2 separate regions of the Homo sapiens genome follow, and region 1 is linked to region 2. The links are chromatin loops, found by intact Hi-C in ENCODE. Cell type or tissue: MCF 10A. All regions are shown on one strand. Links, peaks and the distances in the headings refer to the core of each region. The heading gives the core; the rest is flanking DNA. Region 1 has its middle 61 kb from the start of LINC00158. Region 2 has its middle 100 kb from the start of LINC00158.

The links. Peaks named below come from ENCODE experiments on the same cell type or tissue, not always from the same donor. Only the 100,000 strongest peaks of a DNase experiment are listed, where the experiment ranks them.
Region 1: it touches region 2 in a loop (2.4-fold over the local background); 3 of 110 quality-filtered maps call a loop at or near these places.

The regions. Positions count from the first base shown.
Region 1 is chr21:25,366,322-25,374,669 of GRCh38, forward strand. No RefSeq gene overlaps it. Among named protein-coding and RNA genes, the nearest start is that of LINC00158, 61 kb to the right of the region's middle. In MCF 10A, for the core only: no CTCF peak of the experiment used is centred there; a DNase peak (open chromatin) is centred at 4,140.
Region 2 is chr21:25,324,800-25,333,147 of GRCh38, forward strand. No RefSeq gene overlaps it. Among named protein-coding and RNA genes, the nearest start is that of LINC00158, 100 kb to the right of the region's middle. RefSeq lists an enhancer at 4,306-5,505. In MCF 10A, for the core only: no CTCF peak of the experiment used is centred there; a DNase peak (open chromatin) is centred at 4,622.

The DNA of each region.
Region 1 (8,348 bases), core at 48-8,047, 41 kb after region 2:
AATGGAAGCTGGTGAGTCTGTGCTTCCTGCCAACCCCAGGGAAGATCCAAGTTTCTTTTGTGATACTGTACAACTCACTGCTTCTTCAGGAGGTATCATCAACAGAGGTCTTGTGCACTCTGAAAATAAGAATGCCAGCCCAGAGTCACAGCAGGCTTTTTCTTTCCAGAATTTCTACCTCAAGAACAGACTCATGAGGACCACAGCGGTCTTGGTAAGAGACCTCTTCTTTTGGAAAAAACTCATACCTTGGTTTTATACACTGTACTAGCCTCTCATGGGGTTCTGTTATCTACATCCCCTCTCAAAGGCTATCTTCCATTACATAGTTAACCCTGGACCCCGAGTCTAGACTGAACTGTGAGTCCTCAAATTTTGTTTTCATGTCCACCGATAAGCCCTATCTGTCTAGACTACACAGCTATGAAATACTACAAAAATCTCAGTCAATTTCCAAATCTTGAACACAAATCTATTCCATGCAACTCATGTGTCATGCATATTTTACTGTATTCTTATCCTCTGAAAGTTAGTTGTGTTTTAAAACACGTAGGAAAATTCTCTCTTAACCAAATTATTTTAGCAAAATATTATACACATATTTGCAAACATTGCACACATTTATGCTGCTTAAACAGTGACTGACTAATAAGCAAGAACTAGAGTAGACTCTATCCAGCCAGCCAAACGCCAGCTCTCCCTAAGTGCTCTGCTTGTGGCTCTGTCCACCTTCTGACTCTGCTGTCTCTACTCTTTATCATACGTCTTCTAGTTTTCCGGAGAGAGATGTTCTAGATATGTACCTTCTGATTTAAGAAAAAAGCACCTCTATCTCTGCCAATTGTAAAAATTGACAGCAATATATCATATCCATCATTGTTATAAAAATACTGTGTATATCAAAATATACTACTCCCCTTTGTTATGCTGATGATATCTGGTTGCCCTCTATAAAGGGACAAGGGTTTCTATAACCACAAGCCTGCTTCGCCACATGCCCCTCTTCCTTGAATAAGAAAGGTTCAGACCATGAGTCGACTAGACCCCAACACTCAGTTGTCCCAAGAGGCATGATTGAGGGTAGAAGGAATAGCAGAGACAGCATATGCACAACCATTTTTAGAACTTTGGCAACAGGTAGTTTAGGTGAGCTTTTGAAAGGTGCATAGAGGCTCCCGCTCAGTCTTTCACCTGTGTCTCAGTATTATGAAGGCAATTCTGTTTGGTTTGTGTTTTGTTTTGGCAGTGCTACAAAGGACCTCAACACTTCCAGCCAAGGCAGGACCCCTCTAATGAAAAAATATTTGTCCTGAGGGCCCCCCTTGGGGTGGCAGAGACACTGATGTGTCAGTTGAGATTTATGACAATGATGTAAAGCAGAGAAAAGACCATGCAGGGTTGGCTCACAAAACTGTTGGTGGAGTTGGGGGGAAAGGACAGGCCACTGGGCTGCTGCCATTGCTAGGAGTGGGAGAAAGATTCAATCGAGAACTTATTGAGTGCCTACTATGTGGCAGGAACTTAACGGAAGTGATCATCTCCTAGTTCTTATGGTCACTTTTTGAAATGGTTACTACTATCCATATTTTATGGATCAAATTTTCCAAATATTTATTCACACCTTATGTGACATATACTGCACCATGAAGTTATCTGTCTTAAAAGTGAGAACTGGCTGGGCATGGTGGCTCATGCCTGTAATCCCAGCACTTTGGGAGGCTGAGGCGGGTGGATCACTTGAGGCCAGGAGTTCAAGACCAGCCTGGCCAACATGGTGAGACCTGTCTCTACTAAAAATACAAAAAAATTAGCCTGTCGTGGTAGTGCATGCTTGTGGTCCCAGCTACTTGGGAGGGTGAGGCAGGAGGATCACTTGAACCTGGGAGACTGGAGGTTGCTGTGAGCCAGGATTGCTCCACTGCACTCCAGCCTGGGTGACAGAGTGAGACTCTGTCTCAAAAAAAAAAAAAAAAAAAGTGAGAACTAACAATAAAATTCCTAGCCCCCAAGGATGGAATGAACCCCTCTCTTAGCCAATGGGACCCCAGGGAAATATTAAAAACTGAATTCCTAGCCATGATGGAATGGGAGTTCAAACATGTTTCATGATACCCTCCTTTTTGTGGTTTAGACATGAAAACTGACCAGCATTAACACTGAAACAGATCATAAGACTGATGGAACAGACTCTTTGTGGCAATAAGATACCAAATTATAAAGACCTAACACCATACCAGGCAAGGGTTAAGTCACACACCCCTACACTTAAAGAATAAATTCTGTTCTAACTGCCACCAGATTTCTTTTTCCATAGTGGCTAAACGAGCATCGGCCTCAAGATAAGCAATATTAAAAACAATTATAGCTCATCCACCACCAGACGCAGACTAACTCCCTGTTCCACAAGCCGTAACTATAGCTTTGATTGAACCAGAAGCTGATTTCAGTAACTTTCTTCTGATAAGAGGCCACTAACTATAGGATGGTTCTGGCCAGTTTACAGAGGCTGCATGCTAGAGTGCCTCGTTTTTTTCGCTTCACTTTTTTGACCCAATTGTAATGCATTTAAAGGTGAAGTCTCCACTCCCAACGTGAAATGGGACACATGTAACATGCATGTTTATTCAATATGCATGCATCAGGATCTTCTTTGTAAATATTCATAGCTTCTCCTATAACTGTTGAATATATATGTGTAGCCAACCTGTTTAGCGTAAAGCTCCTGCCCCAACCCCCCCTCCTATGCAGTGCCTGTTAACAGTCTCTGCTGGAGGCTACACTTCCCAGCCTGGCAGGATGGCTACCCTGCAGTCTGTAACCCTTTATAAAAAATAAAGTCTCCTTTCCAAAGTACATAGGCAATTGAAGTAGAATATAATAAGTGATATGAAGTATAGAGAAAATGATCACCTGTCTAGCTGGAGGATTGAGAGTAGGCTTCTAAGATAACATCCAAACTGACTCTTGAAGCATAAGAAACCCATTTTACCTGGGATTATCCAGTTGAAAAACCAAGGCAGGGGCAGCCAGGAAACTCCATGTACAAATTAGAGAAAACAAAGTTTAAGTCTCAGTTTCCTTATAAAAGTTAGGACCAGGATTTAAACTCAGCTTTGACTCCAAAGATTGTGTTTATTCTACTTCCACCAAAATTTAGAAAGGAAAATGGTAGTAGATGCATATACAACTGCCTCTCCATCCTTCACAGGTGTATCTAGAGCCAACTCTCACCACTGTGATTTTCCAGGACATGGTTTTCTTACCCTGTTGCTCCCATGAAGAACAAAATGCAGTTTGAACTAGTTGACAACAGTAACATAGAGAGTTCTGAAGTACTTTTTTGACTGCCAAAGCTCCCCTGATGGGAGTTGGCAGCAGAAATACTTTCTGGGTTAGACAATTACTGGTAGTAAAGAATCCCTGAAGGTTACACCTAACTCCAGTTATGCCATTACTTACACCGAATGTTGACCTACCCATGTATAATAGGCAGCAAAGAAATATTTTTTAGTTAGTGACTGAGAGCTCTTTTCATACAATATTATAGTTCTCATATTTTTAACAATTATTACTGATTGTTCTAATTTTAAATAGTTGTTTAAATTTCATAGAATAAAATATGTGTCACCTTGCCAGAATAACGAATATGGTTTTATGATTCAGTGTTTAGCTAATGCAAAATACCTCCTCGAGACTCACCCCAAATGTTTCAGGAAGGAATCCAAACAATTTTTATTAGGAAATGACAACATGTAACTAGAATGTAAAATTAAGGAACTTACAATAAAGCAAGCTTCAGTGCAATCACTTATTTCAGCAGTTGATGGATTCTATTAGCAGAGTCGTTTTGGCACTGGTTTCCAGGTGGAGCATGATTAATCATTACTCCTGCAAGGCACTCATTCATCATTACCCAAGTAAATAAATATTTTTACATCTTTAATTTTAATACCTAAATCAACCAGAAAGAAATTAGTCTATTTACTTGGGGGTGAGAGAACTCTGTAGAAATGAAGGTCTGTGTTGATTGACTAGGAAGGAATCCAGTACCACATCAGCAGCGTAGCCCAGGAATGGGAAGCAGAGATCACAGCTCTGACTCATGTTCGATATGAGGTGGCCCAGAGCTCCCAGTGTTTCTGAGGCTGACTCAGAACTCTGAGTAGGACTGTGGTGAGCCAACAGTCGCCATGGAATATGAACGAGACACATGGGTTTTGATGTGATGTGACCTCATGTGATGTGGTGTAGCTGGAAGGGCCTCCTGGCACAGTGCTGGGCCCAGACTTGGGGGTCAGGACCTGTCAGATGAATTAGCTTCTGAAAGAGTCAGCCATGCTGCCAGCAAACACTGTGGGTGGGCTTGGTATAGAGGATCGCCTGGTCAGTGGTTCTCAAACTCGAGCATGTCAGAATGAACTGGTCTGCTGGTTAAAAATGCAGATTTCAGACCAGGTGCAGTGGTTCACATCTGTACTCTCAGCACTTTGGGAGGCCGAGGCAGGTGGATCACTTGAGGCCAGGAGTAAGAGACCAGCCTGGGCAGCATAGTGAGACCCTGTCTGAACAAAAAAATTTAAAATAAATTAGCTGGGTATGGTGGTGCTTGCCTATAGTTCTAGCTACTTGGGAGACTGAGGCAGGAGGACCACTTGAACCTACGAATGAGGCATTACAATGAGCCGTAATCACACTACTGAACTGTAGCCTGGGTGAGAGTGAGAACATGTCTCAAAAAGAAATGAAGATTCTCTGGCCCAATCCCAGAAGTTCAGATTCAGTAAGATAGGGATGGAACTCAGAAATGCGCATTTTTAAAACTTACAGTGTAGGTTTCTGATGAGAAAGCATAGTCTAGGAGGTAATGAAATAAATAAGATAAATACCTTAAATTCTACCTGGCAGGATGAACAATAATATATAAAATCCAACAAATAAGGTTTCATGGCATAAGTACAAAGAAAGAAATTTGCCATTACCACCCTCTCACTCTGGCTACACTATAGGTAAGTGTAAGCGCCTCATATGTTGTTTCCAATTTTCAGAGGCTATTAAGAAATTACTAATAAGATCTTACATTTATATTTTAATTCAAAAATTTTCATTTACTTTAATATACCAGTTGAGTGCATAACAGGCAGTTCTCTTGTAGTGGAAAAGGTATCATATCAGATACTAAAGGAAAAAAACTGAATTCAAATCACAATTTCATTTCTGGCTAAATTTATCATATTGATATGTGATAAAGCAACTCAATTTCTTTGACTTAAATCTTGGAATAATATTACCTGTGGAGAATGATCGTTATAAGAATTAAGTGAAAAGCGTATAAAAGCTCTGATGATCGTACCTGGTATATAGAGAAATCTCTGAAATTTTTTTGTCTAGATGGATGAATGAACAAACACACACTTGAGTGGATGAGAAACTTTTTTGAAATTAAGTGAATGATGAAAATATTGGCAAACATGACATGTTAGCTTTCAATTTAGTGGCAAACATGATGAATTCTTTCATTATTTTAATTACCAATTACTTCCTTGTCTCAGTGTATTTTTACCCACTAGAATCACAAGTGACATCATTCCTTATTTTTATCCTGCTTTGCTTTGATTTCTTACATAGCCTTGATGTAAATCATTTAAAAATCCCATTTAAACCACAGACCAGCAGAGCCTGGCAGCCTTTGGATTTAGTGCTGTTGAACCATACAGGAAAACTAATTTGTTCCTTTGGTTTTCATTTTGTGCATCCTTCCCATCTTATTCACTACTTTTATTAATTTCTAGAGCATGGTCTGTGAGTAGCTCCACAGAAGTTCGCAATTACGTGGAGCTGTCTTCCATGTTAACTCTTCAAATGGCTTCATTTATAGGCACAGCTGTCTCATCTCGACTTCACTGGGAGAGAGGCAGAACTAGCATTTCCTGTCTCACAGCCCATTTATTTTCAGACACGTGTTGCAGCATACATTAAGTTCAATTTCTGTGGAGCTGTTATCAAGGTATAGAACCATGCACAGTTGGATGGCACCATTCCCTCCAAAAGGGACAAGAACGAATAATGTAGAAGAAATGGACAGACATAGGAAAAGGTAAATTTTCCAATCACTGACATCCAGCACATGCTGTGGAAAAGAACAGGCTGTGTGAATTAGAGGTGGATGGCACTTGTGTATTTATAAACAATTTCACACACATCATTTGATAGTCTATGCTATGACATAGGTATTATCATAGTCCTTATTTTAGAGATGAGAAAATGGAAGCACAACAGGGTTGTGTAAATTGCTCAAAGTCACACAGTTGGCAAACTGCATAGCAGAAATTGGAAATCACTTTTATCTAACACCAAATCCGAGATTTCTTCCAAAATGATCGTATTTCTCCATATTCAGATGTGACTCTAGGGTTAGCAGAATCCTTAGGTAGAAGGGAAGGGGAGGCATATCCAAGACAAATGCAGTTTTTCAAAGTCAACCTGCATAATCTGATTTAAACAAACCCCCCCCCCCGCCCATCACATTATGCTCAAAGGCATTCTGTGGGTCTTACCTTCTTAATTTATTGCTAGTCGGTAACCACAGGAGATTCACTTTTTCAGATGCTCACTGTTACCTTCTTTCTTTTGTCACAGTCAACTGACACTACCAAAGCCGTCAGTATTGGGGGATCATTGGCTTTAGCCTTACTTGGTTGAATTCCTTTGTACCTGAAGGGTCTGAAGTTCATTAGGTTGCAGCAATTGCTTTTTACAGAGGCATTGTTTCACACAATTGAAATTTTACTTAGTACATAATAGCATTTGCCTAAGTAAACTTTGAATAATCTCTAGTTCAAAGAATTCTACAGTTAAAATGCCCACACACACAACCCTCCCTCTTAAAATGGCTGGAATAGGTTCATTATTATATTTTAGTGCATGCAAACAACAGTTAAATGCCAAAATAGAAACATGTTCACCCAAAGGATGACATGCCCTGCATTCTTGTGTAAATCTCAAAGGATCTTGTTTACCTTCTTTTTTTGTGGTCTAGAAAGGTCCTTATATAAGTGAACTACAGACTTCTCTGTCCTCAGCTGAGACTCCTTTACTGAATGTTTGATTAAGCACCTTAAATACATTTTCCAGGTTCAAGAAACTGCTGAACACACCAGGTATAATGAGCTCAAGCATTGTGGGATCAAGATGAAACCTCAAACACATGGGAAATGCAACTAATGCTGACATCTGTAGCAAAGGAAATTCCTCCTGCTCCCCACCCCTCCTCCTCCTCCTCCCCCTCCTCCTCCCCCTCTCCCACCCCTCCTCCTCTCCCCACCCCTCCTCCTCCTCCTCCCACTCCTCCCCCTTCTCCTCCCCCTCCCTTCCTCCTCCTCCTCCCCATCCTCTTCCTACTCCCCCTCCCCTCCCCTCCTCCTCCTCCTCCTCTTCCCACTCCTTCTCCTCCCCCTCCCATTCCCCCTCCTCCTCCTCCTTCCCCTCCCCTTTCCCCTCCCCCTCCTTCCCCTCCCCTTTCCCCTCCCCCTCCTCTCCTCACACTACTACCTATGCCCAGAGTGGAGGATGCATTTTGGGACCTCTCACTTCCAGCCTCTCTCCCCACCCACTTCTGCTCCTCACCCACCACTTCTTAACTCCTCCACAAGAAAGAAGTTGCTGGTTGTCAGAAATGGAGATGATCGTAGGCACATTATACTAAGTACCTTAAGGAGTATCCACGAGAGCTCTCTGCTTTTTCCCCCTACTTTTAAGCAGACCCAGGCAAATCTGACTTTCCAGAATTCATTCTGTCTCTGTCAATCTCTTCCCTTTCTTTCCTTGTGAGCACGCAATCGAACACAGTAGTTCCTACTTACGTTCAAGGGGTACGTTCCAAACCCCTAAGCTTGAAACCACAGATAGCACAAACCTTGTATGCGTGATGCTTTTTCCTGTACGTATATATCTACAAAAATGTTTATTTTATAAATTAGGCACAATAAGAGTTTAACAACAATAACTAATAATCAATTATAACAACATGCCAGCCTCACTACTCTTGGCTTTGGGACCATTACGATGTAAAATAAGGGTTACTTGAACACCAGCACTGCAATATCCCCGCAGCTGATCTGGTAACCTAGAAGGCTACCAGGTGACTCACAGATGGGGAGCATGTTCAGCGTGGATCACCAGGAAAAAGGGGTGATGCCGGCCCCGGGCAAGGTGCAGTGAGACGGCACAAGATTTCATCACGCTACTCAGAGTGGCACACAATTTAAAACTTAGGAATTGTTTATTTCTGGAATTTTCCATTTAATATTTTTGGACATCCATTAACCATAGGTAACTGAAACCGCAGAAAG
Region 2 (8,348 bases), core at 72-8,071:
GCTAAGTGAAATAAACCAGACATAGAAAGACAAATACCGCATGATCTCATTTATACATGGAATCTACAACAGTCTAACACAGAGAAGCAGAGAGTAGAATTGTGGTTGCCAGGGGCTCGGGGAAGGAGGAAATGAGGCAGTGTTGATCCAAAGGTAAAAAGTTCCATTCACGCGAAAGAAAAAAGTTCTGGAGATCTACCATAAAACGCAGGGTCTATGATTAACAAACGGTATTGTATTATATTCTTAAAATGTGCTAAGAGGATAGATCTTATGTAACCTTATTACAAAAGGGGAAAAAGAAAACAAAGTGGGCAGATGGAAACTTTGGAGTTGATGTATAAGTTTATGGCATTGTTGGTGATGATATTTGATGGTTTTACAAGTGTGTCCTTATCTCCAAACAATCAAGTTTTATATATTAAATATCTATAGCTTTTCATATGGCAATCGTACCTCAGTAAGTCATTTTTAAAAAAGAATAAAGGCAGAATAAAAACATTTTATAGAAAATAAAAGATTATTGCCAGCAGATCTGTTAAGAAATGACAAAGGAAGGTTCAGAATGAAAGGAAATGAAACCATATGGAAACTCAAACGCTGAGAAAGGAATATAGAACATGGGAAATGGTATCTGGGTTAACGAAAAAAGTTTGTTTTGCTTTATTTCTCTTAATTTCTTTATAATACATATAATTGCTTAAACCAAACATTATAATATTTTCTTAAAGGATTTATAACATGTTAAAATGCAATATATATAACAACTACAGAATAAAAACTGGGGAGGGAGTCTGATATGGACCTATATGATTTCAAGGTTTCCACATTATGTAAAGTAACATTAACTGTAAGTAGATTGTTAAGGATATATATTGTAACCTCTATTTCCACCACTTAAAAAGTGACAGAAGACACATAGCTGGAAGGTCAACAGAAAAATCAAAATGGATTTCTGACATTTCTAAATAATAAAAAGGCAGGAAAAAATAGAAGGAAAAACAAAGTAGATAAATAAAAAAAATAAAGTAGCTGTATTAATGCCATATAACAGAGATTTCAAGTCAAAAGTTATTACTAGTGACAAAGAAGCTATTTCATAGAAGTAAAAGGATCAATTCATTAAAAAGACATGATTAAAAAGTGTATGTTTTTAATATCACAGCAGGAACATACAAAAGTGAAATTTAACAAATTAAAGGGAGACATAGACAAATCCACAGAGTTGGCGATTTGTTAAATTTCTCTGTTAGCAATTGATAGATCAGCTAGAAATCAGCAAAGATACCGAAGATATGACTAACACTCTCAAGCATATTGACCAGAATATTTGTGGCTAAATTTACATTTTCAGGATAAAGGATGATATATCAGAATCAGGTCTTAATGGTGGTCATATTAATTTGTAATTGTTTATTTCTAAGTATATCAATAGATTATATATTTCTACTCTAGTATTTCAAAAGCATCCAAAGCATTTTCAAGAATTAGAAATTGTCCATTCTAACAAATGAAGCATAGATGATACCATAACTGTCATTCCACATATTACAGAGAGCAGTTTGGAATGTGCGCTCTGAGGCCAAGTGTACTTAAGTTAAGTCCCATCTCTGGCCCTTCTTAGTTACACAGCTTGGGTGTATCACTTAATCTCCCATGATTCTTCACTTTCTCTTCTGAAAATGGAGATAATGATAGCCTCTATCTCACAGAGTTAAGCAAGAATATTAAAATCAAACTGTTATCGTGGTCACTGTGTCATTATCAAAAATGGAAGCCAAATTTGCTTTGCATCTCAGTAAATAAATGAATTTTCGTTTGAAAAGTGCAAATAAATCAAACTTGAGATGATCACAAGGAGCCTCTTAACACTGTTGAAACCACTGGAGGTTTATCCTGCAAAGCTATTTAGATTAAATCTGAAAAGTTCAAATCTTTACACCAAAGCTGAACCCCATATGGTTCAGGAGTCTTTGCCTGAAAATACATATGCTTAAGTAGAGTTTTCAATTTGTTTCTTTTTGAAATTCGTACAGTTTCCCCTCAATTGCACCCAAATGTTTTTCATTTCCTTCTCCAGGTTGACAAAGAATATTGATTTTGGTCATAACAGAATTCTCTCCAGAGAGGTCAGAGAGGTTCTTGTTGATACTGTCTGATTTAAATTTCATTTAAGCTGCTTGTTTTTTTAGGCATTAAATAAAAGAAATTATCTATAGCCAGGAAGAGGGTGTAAAAAGGTGACACAAGTTAAGACCACCTGCCTCCTGACAGAACTGAAGTTTAAAGTGGATTTTTTCTTTGAGTAGACTTTCAATCAAGTAATATCCAGTTTTAAAATAACTTATCCAAAATCTTTGATATTTTTCATTATGTTTTCCAAAATTGACAAACGTTAGAGTATAAGAGTTTAGGTAGAATTATTTAGAGTTAGAGTTAGGTACAATTATTTAGACTTAGAGTACAAAAGTTAGAGTACAAAAGTTAGAATACAAAAGTTTAGGTACAATTATTTCCTTTGATACTAATTCAAAAAGTCTTCTTGAATAAGATACGTTTTGTTAACATTTTTCTTTTCTAGTGTTTTCTTATTGTAATGCACTCATGAAAGAGAAATATTCAACTTAAACTTTCAGAGGAAAAAAAAGCTTAAACAAATATGATCAATCTTTATGTGTGTCAAGAAGCCTCTTAAAATTACCTTTAAGCCATATGAAAAAGACGAACTATACAAATACTTGTTTCTCATTTCAAATAAACTTGTTTAACAAACTCATTTTATTGTTTATTTTCTCAATCATGATGTTTGATTGATTTAATTTGCATGTCCATTTCATAAAGCATGAGTGTTCATACTGAAACAATGCTTACCAAGGACAAAGAGCATTTTCTCATCATAACTGGTGAACTCCCACCATAAAGCCAAAAATGAAGGAAACTGAGATCTAAAAATCAGGTATCATTAAAATAATAACAGAGTAAGAGAGCTTCCTATGATATGTAAAAATGTAACATACTTTTTTCTTAAAATTACTTTAAAAATACTCCTGGCTGGGCACGGTGACTCACGCCTGTAATCCCAGCACTTTGCGAGGCCGAGGCAGTGAATCATGAAATTAGGAGTTCAAGACCAGCCTGGCCAATATGGTGAAACCCCGTCTCTATTAAAAATACAAAAAATTAGCTGGGCATAGTGGTGGGCGCCTGTAATCCCATCTACTCAGGAGGCTGAACCAGGAGAATCACTTGAACCTGGGGGCGGAGGTTGCAGTGAGCTGCCGCGCCGCTGCACTGCAGCCCGGGCAACGGAGCGAGACTCCGTCTCAAAAAAAAAAAAAAAAAACTCGTATTTCAACATCAAACATGTCATGTATTAGCTTTCAGGGAAATGGTTGTGTTGAAGATGAAGGTTCAGCTTCACTTACAATGGCAGAGTTTGGTGTCTATGCAAAATGCCACATAGATTTGTCTTTTTAAATAATTTCAAAACTGTTTACGATTTGATTTGTACTGCCATCTAAATCCATAGCAATTATTCCACAATCAATTATAATAATGAAAGAAAACTGTGAAATGTAGATGAACATGAACATAGCTTCAAATGCTGTAGGTAATTACAGAAACTACGTAAGTGAAGATAAAATGCTTCTGCTGTCATTTACTCATGATTAGCTATTAAAACATCCCGCTAGGTGTTACCCAAATATTGCAATGGGTACTTGCCAAGTCAAGACTAAGCTATCTCTAATAGTGGCTCACATATGTTAATAAAAAGCCTAAGAGTAAAACCTACACTTGTAAACTGAAAGGGATTTATATTTTATTTCAGTGTGTAGTATATATTAATATTAATTTATGTTAATTATTAATATGTTAATTTAAGAAGGCAAAGAAAAGTTACCATTTACTAAGAATTTTATTAAATCTTAGTTCTCCTTAAATGAGAAAGGATGTCAAATAGCCATGCTGAATTACTTTAAAGTAAAAGACTCATCTCCCTGCACCAGTAATGTACTTTGTTCCATCCTAGATTTCACAGGCTAAACTGATTAGCAGCTCACCAGGAACTGTGAGAATTATTCAAAAGAACTAGAAGAGAGAAAACTCGATGTTGTGAGAAGGTCACATAAAGAACAATGAATTATACTTAGGAACTTTGCATCCTAGAGCTCATAAAATGAAAAAAAACTCCATTGCTTTTTCTCTCAGCTCAGTGAGGGGGATACTTTATCAAACATTTCTGAAAGTAAGACATCCTGCTGGCTTTATTTTATTAAACAAGGAATAAAACACATTGCTTTATTAGAGTTGTTTCAAGAATGCATCAAAGCTGTGGGCTCTCAAGACAGAAATCAAAGACTAAAAAAAAAATCGCATCTGCTGTATATTCCCCCAAAAAATATATTTGACTATAATTAATGTAGAATTGAAAGACAACTTGTAGAAATATGAAGAAATCACGTGCCAAAGTGATTATACATTTAACTTTCCCATAACCATAACATCATGATATCCTGGCCATGGAGAAGTTTATCTTCCTCATTATATAATGGTATGATAATTGTTGAGAAATAACATCTGGGAAATTTAAGAGCTCTCAATGAATCATATACTCAATCTGGGTGACTTTTCCCATTGGAATTTATCAGATTACACCTATATCTGAATCATCATTTTATTCAGCTGGGTTACAAATGTGACTTCAAGCAAGAATGATTTCAGTCCCATTTTCTCTCTGAAAAAGTAAAGAGTTCTGAGCAGGCAGCAGATCACACATCGGGCTGTGTGCTGCTCTGAAGACTTGGAGAGACTGCCAGATTGTGGGTCCCAGAGGCAAAATTAATTCACTCCCACAGCCATGGCTGCTCAAGTATTTCCCTGGCTTGTGGTCCTGCCTAGTCTCTTCCCAATCCCACCCTGGTGAGGCTGAAGCCATGTGTGGGGATTCTCATCTCCCATTTTGTTAGCTCATCTCTATCAGACATATTTTTCAATTTGGCATATAAAAAGATAATAAAATAAAAAGAGAAATAAGTAGTTCATACTTTTTACCTCTATCTCTGTAACCTTAGGACAGTGATCATGGTATGGTTATAAATACTCCATTAGTAGGCCAGGCAATGCAATGTCACAGTGAAGAATATATGCTCTGAATTTACACAGATCTTAGAATCTTCTCTGTCACTTACCAACTATATTTGAAGCAAGTACATTAACTGCTCTGTGCTCAGTTTCTTAACTTGCAAAATGAGGATAATGAGGGTACCTAATTTAAAGTGTTGAGAGTTAAATGAGAATGTTAGTAAAATTCTAAAAAGAATGTTTGCACACACTAAATGTTCAATAAATGTTAGTCATTATTATCATTATTATTAATTATTATGATAATGATAGTCAAAGGCTAATATATGAATATCAATATTACTAGGTAGGAAACTGAGGTTAAAAGTCTTCAAGAAAAAGTCAATGTGTCAAGGAGATGACTGAGAAAAAGAAATACAACAATAATGGGGACAGAAACAAAGAAAAAAGAAAGAAAAACTGTAAGAAAGGTCATAGGTTACATGGCTAAAAATATTCCAACTCAAAAATTTCAGTTACAGTTCTTAGATTTCCACTCTGAGGCCAAAACATACCAACCAACTCTTCGGATAGTCGATCCACTCAGTTATTCAGCACACAGCCACTTCATCTTGTTTAAGGCCATCAAAAGAATGAGCTAGAGGGATTAGAATCTAAAGTAGAGCACTGCCTCTTGTGAATTACATTCAGAGGAATAAGAACCATGGAAGAGTAGGCATGGATTGACAAGACCTTCTGGCCAAATGAAAACCCTGAGTAGAAAAAAAGAGTAACAGTACAAAAATAAATAAATAAAATTTTAAAGAAGTTGAAGAGAGTGAAAACAAAAACAAATAAGCAAACAAGGTCAGAGGGACAGGGCAAAAGATCACAGTGTCCCCCCTGGTATTCTGTTGTTTGAAGAATTGAAGACAAGCAGGTTGCATCAGAAAGGGGAGAGTATTTTTTTCCCACGAAGTATAATAAATGCCTCAAACTTCTGGGCTCAAGCGATCCACTTGCCTCAGCCTTGCAAGTAGCTGTCATTCTGAGGGGCTTCAAAAAACAAAGAAAGTGTGACCTATCTACTCAACACTACCAACTAACTCTTCCTTAGACTCAGACTCCAACAATCAAAAAGTAGGCTGATACAACTTCTGCTAAATTTATCTGCTCCTACTGCTCCCATGATAATGTCTTCTATGTTATACTTTCTTTAATTTTCACCACTGATTCATTGCCTTTATTCATAAACTTACTACTACCTGATATTAAAAAATGAATATGTATTTACAAATCAAATAAGTTCAATTAAAGAGTATAATGACTACATGTCATATGCCAATGTTGAACTATGGATGTTTCAACACTTCAAATGGGCCAGCAGCCTCTACATAGCCTCAAACACCTTTAGCAGATGAACTTTAAAACCCACTAGGAAGTAGAGATGAGTCCTGATTTGGACTGTGCACTTTCCCTTTTGAACAACAGCACTGAATTCAGGCTTGTGAACAATACCTGCCAGCAAAGTCATGAGCTAGTAGCCAACTGAAGTCCTATCTTTGGGCCCCACTGAATCATGAGGGAGGCACAGAATGTTCTATATCCCATTAGCCACATGGGCTATTTCAAGTGCAGAAGCAACAAAGGGTATGTGGCAAACACAACCTCAAAAATGCATCCAACCAGTTATGCCAATAACAAACTATCACAAATCTCAACTGCTATCTCTGCAAATTCAATAGACTGACTCTAGTCACACAATCCAGCAATGAATGATTCCGTCAGCATGGTAACAACAATGCCTTAAATTTGTAAAGCTCTTCATGGTAACTCATTTTCCCAAATCTCCTTTGATTCTCATTCTTGAGATGACATGTAAGCAGTGAAGCTTTTCTTAAACTTCTAAATTCATTATTTCCTTATTTAATTTTCATTCCAACTTGGAGTTTTACAAAACCATATGGTCATCTCAATCCAAGGTAGCTAGCATTAGCCTATGCCTCAAGTTACGATTGACAATAATTTGCTTCATGTCAGATTTCACTTCACTAAAGCAGGACTACAAAGAGCTATATTTACTATATGACCAGAAAAATTTAAAGTCATTGCAACCTTTAAAAAATTATAGTTATGATGGCTGGGCACGGTGGCTCACGCCTGTAATCCCAGCACTTTGGGAGGCTGAGGCAGGCGGATCACGAGGTCAGGAGATCGAGACCATCCTGGCTAACACGGTGAAACTCCGTCTCTACTAAAAATACAAAAAAACAAAAAATTAGCCAGGCATGGTGGCGGGTGCCTGTAGTCCCAGCTACTCACGAGGCTGAGGTGGGAGAATGGCGTGAACCCGGGAGGGAGAGCTTGCAGTAAGCCAAGATCACTCCACTGCACTCCAGCCTGGGCAACAGAGTGAGGCTCCATCTCTAAATATATATATATATATATAGTTATGATAATAAGTGATGCTTCAGTGGCATAAAAAGGATCTTCTCTGCATATTCCTTTCAGAGATGAAGTTTTATTTATTTGCATCTGAAAACTTAATGGGTTTATTTCAAGCTGTCCCATATTTTGGCCAAATATTATTTTCTACATCACTGTGATGTTTGAAAACAATAAGCATATTATCTCAAACCATTTTACATTTAATGACACTAAGAAACAAGTAAAGAAATGCTGAAATCTTGAACTAGGATCATGTTCATTACAAAAATGTCAATCACTGGGTGAAAAGTGTGGTTCTCCAGGCAGATGTTTAGAACCCTCAACAGAATGAACTTTTAGGACAGGATTTTGGACAACTTTGTGTCTTTACATCAACCATTGAGTATGAAAACATCTATTGACCTATAGCCTAACTTGGAAATACAAGAGTTCACACAAATATACGACCCCGGTAAGTTGGATAGGCTTGAAAGCTTAGGAGGCAAAATAAATAAAATGGAGTAATTATAGGGACAAATGCTTTATCTCCCACTGCCAACCAAAAACAAATTTATAAATTGTAGGAGGAAATGTCAATTAAGGTAGTGTCTATCTCCCACTCTGCACATAGTTTTTTATACAACAATGAGCAGCGGATGTGAATGGAAAATGCATGCTGCACAGAAAGAACGGGCATCCAGCAGAAGGGCTGCTCCCAAAAGAAAAAAAAATTGTAGAAACAATACCATGGTAAATGCTTAAAAAATATTTTGCTTTCTGCCTCTTCTTTTCTCATTCCTGCTACCTCCCACTTCCACCTCTCATACCAACATCTTCATCAGCTTTTGTTTTCATTTTGT